2 separate regions of the Homo sapiens genome follow, and region 2 is linked to region 1. The links are chromatin loops, found by intact Hi-C in ENCODE. Cell type or tissue: PC-9. All regions are shown on one strand.

Region 1 (5,000 bases):
AGCAACACTTTAAAAGAATAACACGTCATGATCAAGTGGAGTTATTGCAGGACAGCAAGGATGGCTCATTGACATAAGTCACCACTTAGTAGACAAGAAGAAAAAACTGTTACAATTTTGATATCTTCTTGATAAACACTAAAAAAGACTTGATACAATTTAATATTCTCACACATTACTGATAGGGGCTTTTACTAAAATACGAATATAAGAATATTTAACATTTTTATAGTATACATTCCCCAAATCAAAAGCAAAAATATGAAATACTAGAAGCATTCCCATTAAAAATGATGCTAAGACAAGGTCCTACATTATTTAACATTTACGTGACTGGCTTTTGCTAGTCAATGTAATAAGAGAATGAAACAGGCAGTGTATTAGTGTGCTCAGATTGCCATAGCCAAGCACCACAGGCTAGATGATGGAAACAATAGAAATTTGTTTCCTCACAGTTCTGGAGTCTGGAAGCCCAAGACCAGGGGCCAGCATGCTTAGCTTTTGGTAAGGGGTCTCTTTTAGGTTTGCAGATGGCCACCTTCTCACTGGGTCCTCACAGGGCATAGAGGAAGAGCTAGCTCTCTAGTGTCTCTTTTAATAAGGACACTAATTCTATCAGATCCAGGACCCCACCCTTAGGACTCATTTACTCTTGATTACTTCCTTACACTAAATGCAGTAACATTGGAGGTTAAGGCTTCAACATATAAATTGAGGCTGGAGGGAACACAACCGATCATGGCAAAAAGTATTAATACTGGAAAGAAGGTAAAATTATGATGACTTTTAAACTGTATAACTATCTGAAAAAGCCCAGAGAATCGGTTGAAAATTCTGTGCAAAAAAGTAGCATTCAGTATGCTGGCTTTAAAAACCAAAACACAAAAGTCAGTAGCATTTTTATGTTTAAGCAATATAATTAGAAAATATAGCAGAATAAAAAGTCCATTCACGAAAGTAAGAAAAGTTTTAGATAGCTATGAAAATCCCAAAAGAATGACCCAAATGATCAAACTATATACTTTCCTGAAAAAAATAAAGGAAGACTTTAACAAAAGAAGCATACTTTCTTCATTGATAGAAATACTCAATATTGTACAAATTCAAGCCCTTTCTTAATGTTTAAATCCAATGTGATGCCAATCAAAACCCTAACAAAATTTGTGACTGGAGTATCTCCATTCAGGATATGTAGACTGAGAATAGAGAATATTGCAAAATTATTCTTTCATCTGGAGAAATAAACATGATGTAATAAAGAAAAACTGACTATACCATATACAATGATACAGGATATGGAAAAGACCAACAGATCATTGTAGCACAATAAAGAGTTTAGAAATAGCTGTGAGCCTTTTCTTTATCTTAATATCTGATAAACATGGCATTCAAATTAATGATTGAAATATGGAAAATGGGAAAACACTCCCATATCTAAAACTTAGATACCAGAAGTAGATTTTATATGAGTGAACATTCATAATTTGTTTATAGTTTTAGATGGGAAGGCCTTTGAAAATGTCTCATCAGCCACAAAGGAAAAGATGGATAATTGTAAAACATCAAAATTATATTTTTAATTGAATCAGGCACCAAAAACAAGCTTGAACTTTTTTAAAAAAGAAATATTATTTGTAACACATGTTAAAGGGTTAATATCTTCAGCATCTCATACATCAATAAGAGAAAGGAAAACACCACAACAGTAGGGGGGAGGGATAGCATTAGGAGATATACCTAATGTAAATGACGAGTTAACAGGTGCAGCACACCAACATGGCACATGTATACATATGTAACAAACCTGCATGTTGTGCACATATACCCTAGAACTTAAAGTATAATAAAACAGGTTCATCTTACCGAATATCTTTTTCTTATATTAGTGGACATTTTCTTTCTTCTTTTAGGAAATGCCTGTTGATGTTGTTTATTTTACTGTTGTAGTGTTTTCCTTTCTCTTATTGGCGATCATTAAAAAGTCAGGAAACAACAGGTGCTGGAGAGGATGTGGAGAAATAGGAACGCTTTTACACTGTTGGTGGGACTGTAAACTAGTTCAACCATTGTGGAAGACAGTGTGGCAATTCCTCAAGGATCTAGAACCAGAAATACCATTTTACCCAGCCATCCCATTACTGGGTACATACCCAAAGGATTATAAATCATGCTGCTATAAAGACACATGCACACATACGTTTACTGCAGCACTATTCACAGTAGCAAAAACTTGGAACCAACCCAAATGTCCATCAATGATAGACTGGATTAAGAAAATGTGGCGCATATACACCAAGGAATACTATGCAGCCATAAAAAAGGATGAGTTCATTTCCTTTTCAGGTACATGGATGAAGCTAGAAACCATCATTCTGAGCAAACTATCAGAAGGACAGAAAACCAAACACCACATGTTCTCACTCATAGGTGGGAACTGAACAATGAGAACACTTGGACATAGGGTGGGGAACATCACACAATGGGGCCTGTTGTGGGGTAGGGGGAGGGGGGAGGGATAGCATTAGGAGATATACCTAATGTAAATGATGAGTTAATGGGTGCAGCACACCAACATGGCACATGTATACATATGTAACAAACCTGCACATTGTGAACATGTACCTTAGAACTTAAAGTATAATAAAAAATAAAATAAATAAAAAATAAAAATATACTTCTGCATGTATTGACATGGGTAGATATCTACAATGTCGAGTGGATGAAGTGAGTCATGAAACACTATGGATAATGTGGTTAGTTTTTATAAAAATAAACACTTATACCAAGAAAAAAAAAGAAAGAAAAAGATATTCAGTCTTGCTAATGACAAAAGGGATACAAACAAGATAATATGACACTGTTCCTCCTTTATCAGATCAGCAACTTTGTATGTGATCCCTGTGTGAGAGAAACTCTCATACTGTTTGTGGAATCTTAAATTGGGATTCCACTACAGTGCGATTTTTTAAAATCTATCAAAATTTTAGGCAGGCATACCCCTTGACATAGCAATTTTAATTTCAAAGATTTGTTCCAAGAAGTTAATTCAATATGTGTAACAATATGTCCATGAAGATTTCTGCTCTAGTGTTATTTATTACAATCACGAAAATTTGGAAAATAGTGTTTCTCAATAAGAAATCGATTAAGTACACATTTGTACATACATCCAATATAAGGCTACGTACCAATTAAAAATTATAAACTTGTGCATATTCACAGGATATTGACATAACAAAATTACAAAATACCTGTATCATACTATCTTATTTATTAAAATAAATACATATATAATATTAAGTGTCACAATATAAAAATGTGGGCTATATTTTTACTTGATTACAGAGCAAACTATCTGGAAAAAATATTTATCTAATTATTTACAATGGGACGTGGAGTGATTTTTAGTTTTTTTTTAAATATTTTTACTACTTGTATTGCTTGAACTCTTTTACAATGATTCTGTTTATTTTTATGAATAAAAAGCAATAAAATCCCTTTATCTGGTGGGGAAAATATTGTAAGAGGGGTTACTTTGTGCGTTCATAATAGTTAGAAAATATTATTATTCATGGAATCATATATGATGGCCCAGAACTGGATGACCTCCTTTTTACTCCTACAGCCTTCATTTATGGCACTTGTATAAATTATAATAAGGCCAGGCACAGTGGCTCACTCCTGTAATCCCAGCACTTTGGGAGGCGAGCGGGGGTGGATCACCTGAGGTCAGGAGTTCGAGACCAGCCTGGCCAATATGGCAAAACCCCGTCTCTACAGAAAAAAAAAAAAAAAAAAGTACCAAGTATGGTGGCACACACCTGTAATTCCAGCTCTAGGGAGACTGAGGCACAAGAATTGCTTGAGCCTGAGAGGCATACGTTGCAGTGAGCCAAGACTGTGCCACTGCACTCCAGCCTGGGCAACACAGTGAGACCCTGCCACATACACAAAAAAAATGTTATAATAATAAGAGATAAAATGTGATCTTAGAGCTATCACCTTCTATTAGATTATAAACTTCTTGAAGGCAGGATTATTTCTTATATTTTAGACTCCCATAGATCTTAACACAGGGAAGTACTCAGTAAATATTTATTGAATTGAACCAATTATACTTCTACAACCAACAAAAAAAAATCATAATCTCTATACCTACACTAATAAAACTGGAATTTTCAATTATCTTAAAATTTCAAATTTATCTAGTTACAAAGAGAAAGATGTATAAATTGTTCATTTCATAAATCTCAAGAATAGTTTTACATTAATAAGATTTTCACTGATAGAATATTGAAGAAAGATTTGAATTGTTTTAAGTTAATTAAAATGCATCTGAAAGAGCTCTAGAGTTCAAAGAATGTATAATCAAACCCCTTATACACAGAATTTCTCTCCTGTAAAAGAAGAAAAAACTAGAAATGTCTGTTTTCATCCATAACTCTCTTCAAATAGCAGAAACTTGGTTAAGAAAAAAGCAAAGATTTTTGCATGTTTCTGGGATAAAAGAAAAGCAGAAATATTTTCCTGATAATTGTCATTCTATTCCTTTTCTGTATTTTCTGTAGCGTGTATTTACATTGATTGGGAACATTTTATAATTTTGCAAATTATCGGCATGACTCAATAAAAAATAAACCAAAATAATTTTGAACACCTAACTGGTAATATTTTTAAATGTTCCTTGAGCTGGAACAATTAGATGTTTGAATTACTTACTCTGAATGCTAATGTATGAATACTTTTCTCCTGTTCCACATTCATCCCTCTATATATAAACTATTTAAGTCACAGTATAATTATGGAATATGTTAGTAGAAGGAAGGCAAAGTGTTTTATCAATGCCTGTAAGCATCATTTACATTAGCATCTGTTACAGAATTGGTTTTAAATTTTATTTCTAGACGCTTAAAACCTGTGGGTTACACACATCAGTATTTTTAGATATAATTTCAAAGGACTAAACCCATTTTTGAACCTTTGTTTCAACATGCTTTTGA
Region 2 (5,000 bases), 120 kb before region 1:
AAGATATAAGTAGTTTACACACCACAATTGCATTGTTATAACATTCTGTGTTTTTCTGTATACTGACTATTACCAGTGAGTTTTGCACCTTCAGGTAATTGCTTATTGCTCATTAACATCCTTTTCTTTCAGATTGAAGAGCTCCCTTTCACATTTCTTGTAGGGCAGGTCTGGGTTGATGAAATCCCTCAGCTTTTGTTTTTCTAAGAAAGTCATTTCTCCTTCATGCTTGAAGTATATTTTCTCTGGATATACCATTATTCTAGGGTAAAAGTTTTCTTCCTTCAGTATTTTAAATATGTCATGCCACTCTCTCTTGGCCTGTAAGGTTTTTGCTGAAAAGTCTGCTATCAAACGTATTGGAGCTCCTTTGTATAGTAATTGTTTCTTCTCTCTGGCTGTTCTTAGTATCCTTTCTTTATCCTTGACCTTTGGGAGTTTGATTAATAAATGCCTTGAGATAGTCTTATTTGGGTTAAATCTGCTTGGTGCTCTATAACCCTCCGTATTTGAATATTGGTATCATTCTATATATTTGGAAAGTTCTCTGTTATTATCCCTTTGAATAAACACTCTACCCCAATCTCTCTAACTCCTCTTTAAGGTCAATAACTTAGATTTGCCATTTTGAGGCTATTTTCTAGATCTTGTAGGCATACTTTTTTTTGGTTTTTGTTTTTTCTTTTATCTCTTCTCTGTATTTTCAAATAGCCTGTCTTCAAGCTCATGATTTCTTTATTCTGTTTGAAGGTGATGTCATTTTTCAGGAAAAGAAGCTCTTGTCATTTATAAACATATGCTGAAATATTACACATGAAATAATGCCATGTCCGATGTTTTCTTCAAACAATGTGGAGAGCAAGAAAGTTCTGAAGTATAGATGAAACCAATTTATTCTGGGCCAGGAATTGATAATGTAGAAACTGTGAGACACCACTTGAGAGTTTATTATAGTCTATTTTTTTGCATATCTTTGAAATTTTTTCATAATAAAGGTTTCTATAATTAAGAGATCATGAGAAAATGGAAACAACCCAAATATCCATTAACTAGCATATGGATAGATAACATGTAGTATATCCATATAATTGAATATTACTTGGCTATAAAAAGAAATGAAGTAATAATACATGCTACAGTATTGACAACCTTGAAAATGTATGGAAGTGTAAGAAAGACCACATATTGTATGATTTCATTTGTATGACATATCCAGAATAGTCAAACCTCTGAAAATAGAAAGTGGATTCATAGTTACCTAAGGCTGGCTGGGGAAAATGTGGGCATTTGGGGATGATGGCTCAGCGGAGTGGGGTTTCTTTTGGGGAGTAATAAAAATGTTCTAAAATTGATGTGGGGATGGATGCATAATTCTATGAATATACGGAAAGCCATTGGATTAGGCACTCCAAAAAGAAGATATATGGGGAATAATTTAGAAAACTTGAATATCACCTGTGTGTCAGACATCATTAGAGAAGCATGGTTAATTTTGTTAGAAGGGATAATGACACGGTAAACATGTAAGGAAATCTATTTTTTTATAAAAGCATCCCGAAATATCTAAGGATAAAACATTGTAATGTCTGGGATTTGCTTTAAATCACCTCAAAAAATAGATGGAAAAAATCTAAATAGTTGTTATATGTATGTTGTATATGGGACTTATTATAATTTTCTTCCCATGTATGTTTGAAATTTTGAAAAATTTGAAAAATGAAAAGAAACAAAGAGAAATCCATGAGCTATGGGGAAAGGAGACATTTTGAATCCAAATGGTTATTCCCAGGTGAATGTTGCCATCTTACACACAATAATACTTCCCTGTTAATACTGGAAGATAGTATTATGTGGTCAAATAAGACTGAGAAACAATGAATTAGAAAAGACTGGAAGACTTTTCAGCATCTTAACTATGTAAAGATACAAGATGGATCTCCAAGATTAAGGATATATTACCATAAAAGGTTTTTTTTCATGTACATGCTGTGTATTAGGTAATATAAATAGCAAGGAGGCAAGATCATTCTGTAAAAGACAGCTGATCATTTTGTTGATAACTATAACTTGTCTTTCTGCGATCAGTCCAGTCTTATACCAGTACTAATGTTTTAATTTAGAGGCAAGGAACTAATAATAGATTTGTTCAATTTTTTTTCAAATTTCTCACACTTCCATTTGCTTAAAATTATGTCTGTTATTCAGAACAACCCATGGTCCAGACTAATGATGCGAGGTTTGACTTGTATATTAGATTTTGCAAAACTTTAATGTTACTTAATTTATAAAGTTATGCCTTGTTACATGTTCAGGGAGCTAAGTTTTGTGAGGCTAGGGTATAGGGTTTTGATTGAGCAAACCAGAGATCCATGCTTCACAACTCCAGTGCTCCAAGTCATTCCAGTCTTTCAGAGTATATTGCATATTCATGGCACAGACATGTGGAACAAGCTCGATGTACAAACCTCCTAGAAATTTCATCATCACCTTGCATGAAAACTACCCTGTGAATCATGGGATACCAGCATTTAAGTGCTATTCTATGAACCATCCTTTTGCCTTCAGCTTCCAAGATTTTTTGGTAAACCCCTTAGCATTCAAGCCTTTTGGCAAAAGAATCACAGAACTTGAATTGCAAATTAGTTGTCATAATTCTGGATGCTGCAGTTAGCTCAGATACAATAATATATACCTACGAGACATTAAATCTTAGATACATTAAAATTTACATCAAGTGATTCCAAAAATGAGTATAAATAATTCAACTTTAACATTAAATCTTAGTTAGCATCAGATAAACTGGCCTATCTTGGGAAATAACCACTGAAGTCCTCTAGAGGCACTGTTGTGTCAGAGGGTTGAAAGTATCAAATCCAAAATCAGAAGGTATTCCAAGTTCAGCTTCGCTTTGTATTAGCTATTAAGACCTGGAACACCTTAGTTAACTTTCCTAATCCTCAATGATCCTTCTGAAAAATGAAATATAATAGTACCTACATCATAGGGTTTTTGTGAGGACTAAGTGAAATGTTATGTATAATATGCATAAAGTATTTAATACAGTGTTTGTACGTGGTATCTAAATATTCACTATTAGTAATTTTTATGCATATGTTATTTTTCTCAAAAAATAGTGTTCTACTAAACACACGTGGGGGTAACACTTATTTAGACAAAATTAACTTCTAATCCTAAGCATCAAGCACAGTACCCTTTATATGATGGGTATGTAAAATATGTTTATTTTATTTTATTTTATTTTTCTGTGACGTACTCTCGCTGTGTTGCCAAGCTGGAGTGCAGTGGCACAATCTCAGCTCACTGCAACCTCCGCCTCCCAGATTCAAAATTCTCCTTCCTCAGCATCCCAAGTAGCTGGGACTACAGGTGCGTGCCACCATGCCCGGTTAATTTTTGTACTTTTAGTAGAGATGGGTTTTCACCATGTTGGCCAGGATGGTCTCGATCTCTTGACCTTGTGATCTGCCCACCTTGGCCTCCCAAAGTGCTGGGATTATAGGCGTGAGCCACTGCACCCAGCCAAAGATGTTTATTTCTAAAAATGAAGGATAAATGATTAAATCAGAGCCTTCTAAGCCTATAGGTTAAGTCTTTGGGGGTTTTTAAGTTAGTGGCAGAAATGAAGCCTTTGCCCACCTCATATACATCCTACTAAAACAGAATAGGAATTCAGTTCTCTAAATAAAGCTTAATATGTTCCTGAAAAAAGCATCATAACCAAATTCCATGTTCCATTGGCATCAGAATGTCTTTGAATCTGATTATTATCTTAAGCCACATTCCAACGAGCCCAAAGTGCCCTGTGAGGAAAAATAATTACTCAATTGCTAGTAGTTGGCAGATCTCCCATTAAAAAAAAAAGACTTTAAAGTTGCCTTTGCACTCCTCATTTCAATACTAGTTAAATCAAAAGTGGATTGTGATTAAAATGGAGACATTTTTATGCACTAGCATTTACAGTATACGTTTTCTAAATTATATTCTTTTTGGTATTGTTTAATGAAAGGTTTAGTTCTTCTTGGTTTTTCCCTTCCATATGAATTAGGTTTTAAACTTTTCTTTCTCTAGTGAGAAAAATATTGTAGTTCTACACATGCCCCTACAGCCCTAAATGACATATGATCTACTGATGACGTCACTGCTCCTCATTTTCAGACTTTACATTTGGAAAATTCTTAAATGGAGAAGAATTACTGCTTAAAAACTGATCTATTTGTTTAAAATATTCAAAGAATAGGCCAGGCGCGATGGCTCACGCCTGTAATCCCAGTACTTTGGGAGGCCGAGGCGGGTGGATCACTTAAGGCCAGGCATTAGAGACCAGCCTGAAATGAAATGAAACCCTTTCTCTACTAAAAATACAAAAAATTAGCTGGGCATGGTGGTGGGTGCCTGTAATCCCAGCTACTCGGGAGGCTGAAGCAGGAGAATTGCTTGAACCCAGAAGGCGGAGGCTGCAGTCAGCCGAGATCGCACCACTGCACTCCAGCCTGGGAAATAAGAGCAAAACTCTGTCTCAAAAAAAAAAAAATCAAAGAATATAGAAGTTGGGAGTACAAATTTGTTCCAAATTCAGAGACACAAAAGTAGTGATTTGCTTTAAAAATTACATATTTAAAGAAAAGCAAAAAATGAAACATCTCTAATTTGCAGCCATTCTTAGGGATTTCTAAGTATCTTTCTGGGTTGAATTTAGAATATAGTTCCATAAATGAGAGAAACTTTTTTTTAAGTTTAAAAATATTTTAGTGGTCAATCCTGTAGTGCTCAAGCTTGGAGTAGCCAGAGGGAAGCGGGATGCATCATTTATTCTCAGGTTTGCCACATATTGGCTATATTCTAGCATTGGGCGCAGTCTCTCAAGGGATTTTTCCTCATCTGTAATACAGGGGATTGGGCTAAATGACCTCTAAAGTACTTTTTGGTGATATGACCCTATATTGGAAACAAAAAGATTGTGGGAAAATCTAAATCGTTGT

Evidence for each region. A loop is a pair of places that touch in the nucleus more often than their neighbours do. Peaks named below come from ENCODE experiments on the same cell type or tissue, not always from the same donor. Only the 100,000 strongest peaks of a DNase experiment are listed, where the experiment ranks them.
Region 2: a loop joins it to region 1, with 2.0 times the contacts of the local background. A loop is called at or near these places in 10 of 110 quality-filtered maps.

What each region holds. Positions count from the first base shown.
Region 1 is chr10:61,723,117-61,728,116 of GRCh38, forward strand. All of the region lies in intron 5 of CABCOCO1 (ciliary associated calcium binding coiled-coil 1), which reads left to right. Among named protein-coding and RNA genes, the nearest start is that of CABCOCO1, 63 kb to the left of the region's middle. In PC-9, no CTCF peak of the experiment used is centred here; no DNase peak of the experiment used is centred here.
Region 2 is chr10:61,604,679-61,609,678 of GRCh38, forward strand. No RefSeq gene overlaps it. Among named protein-coding and RNA genes, the nearest start is that of CABCOCO1, 56 kb to the right of the region's middle. In PC-9, CTCF peaks have their summits at 2,849 and 3,050; no DNase peak of the experiment used is centred here.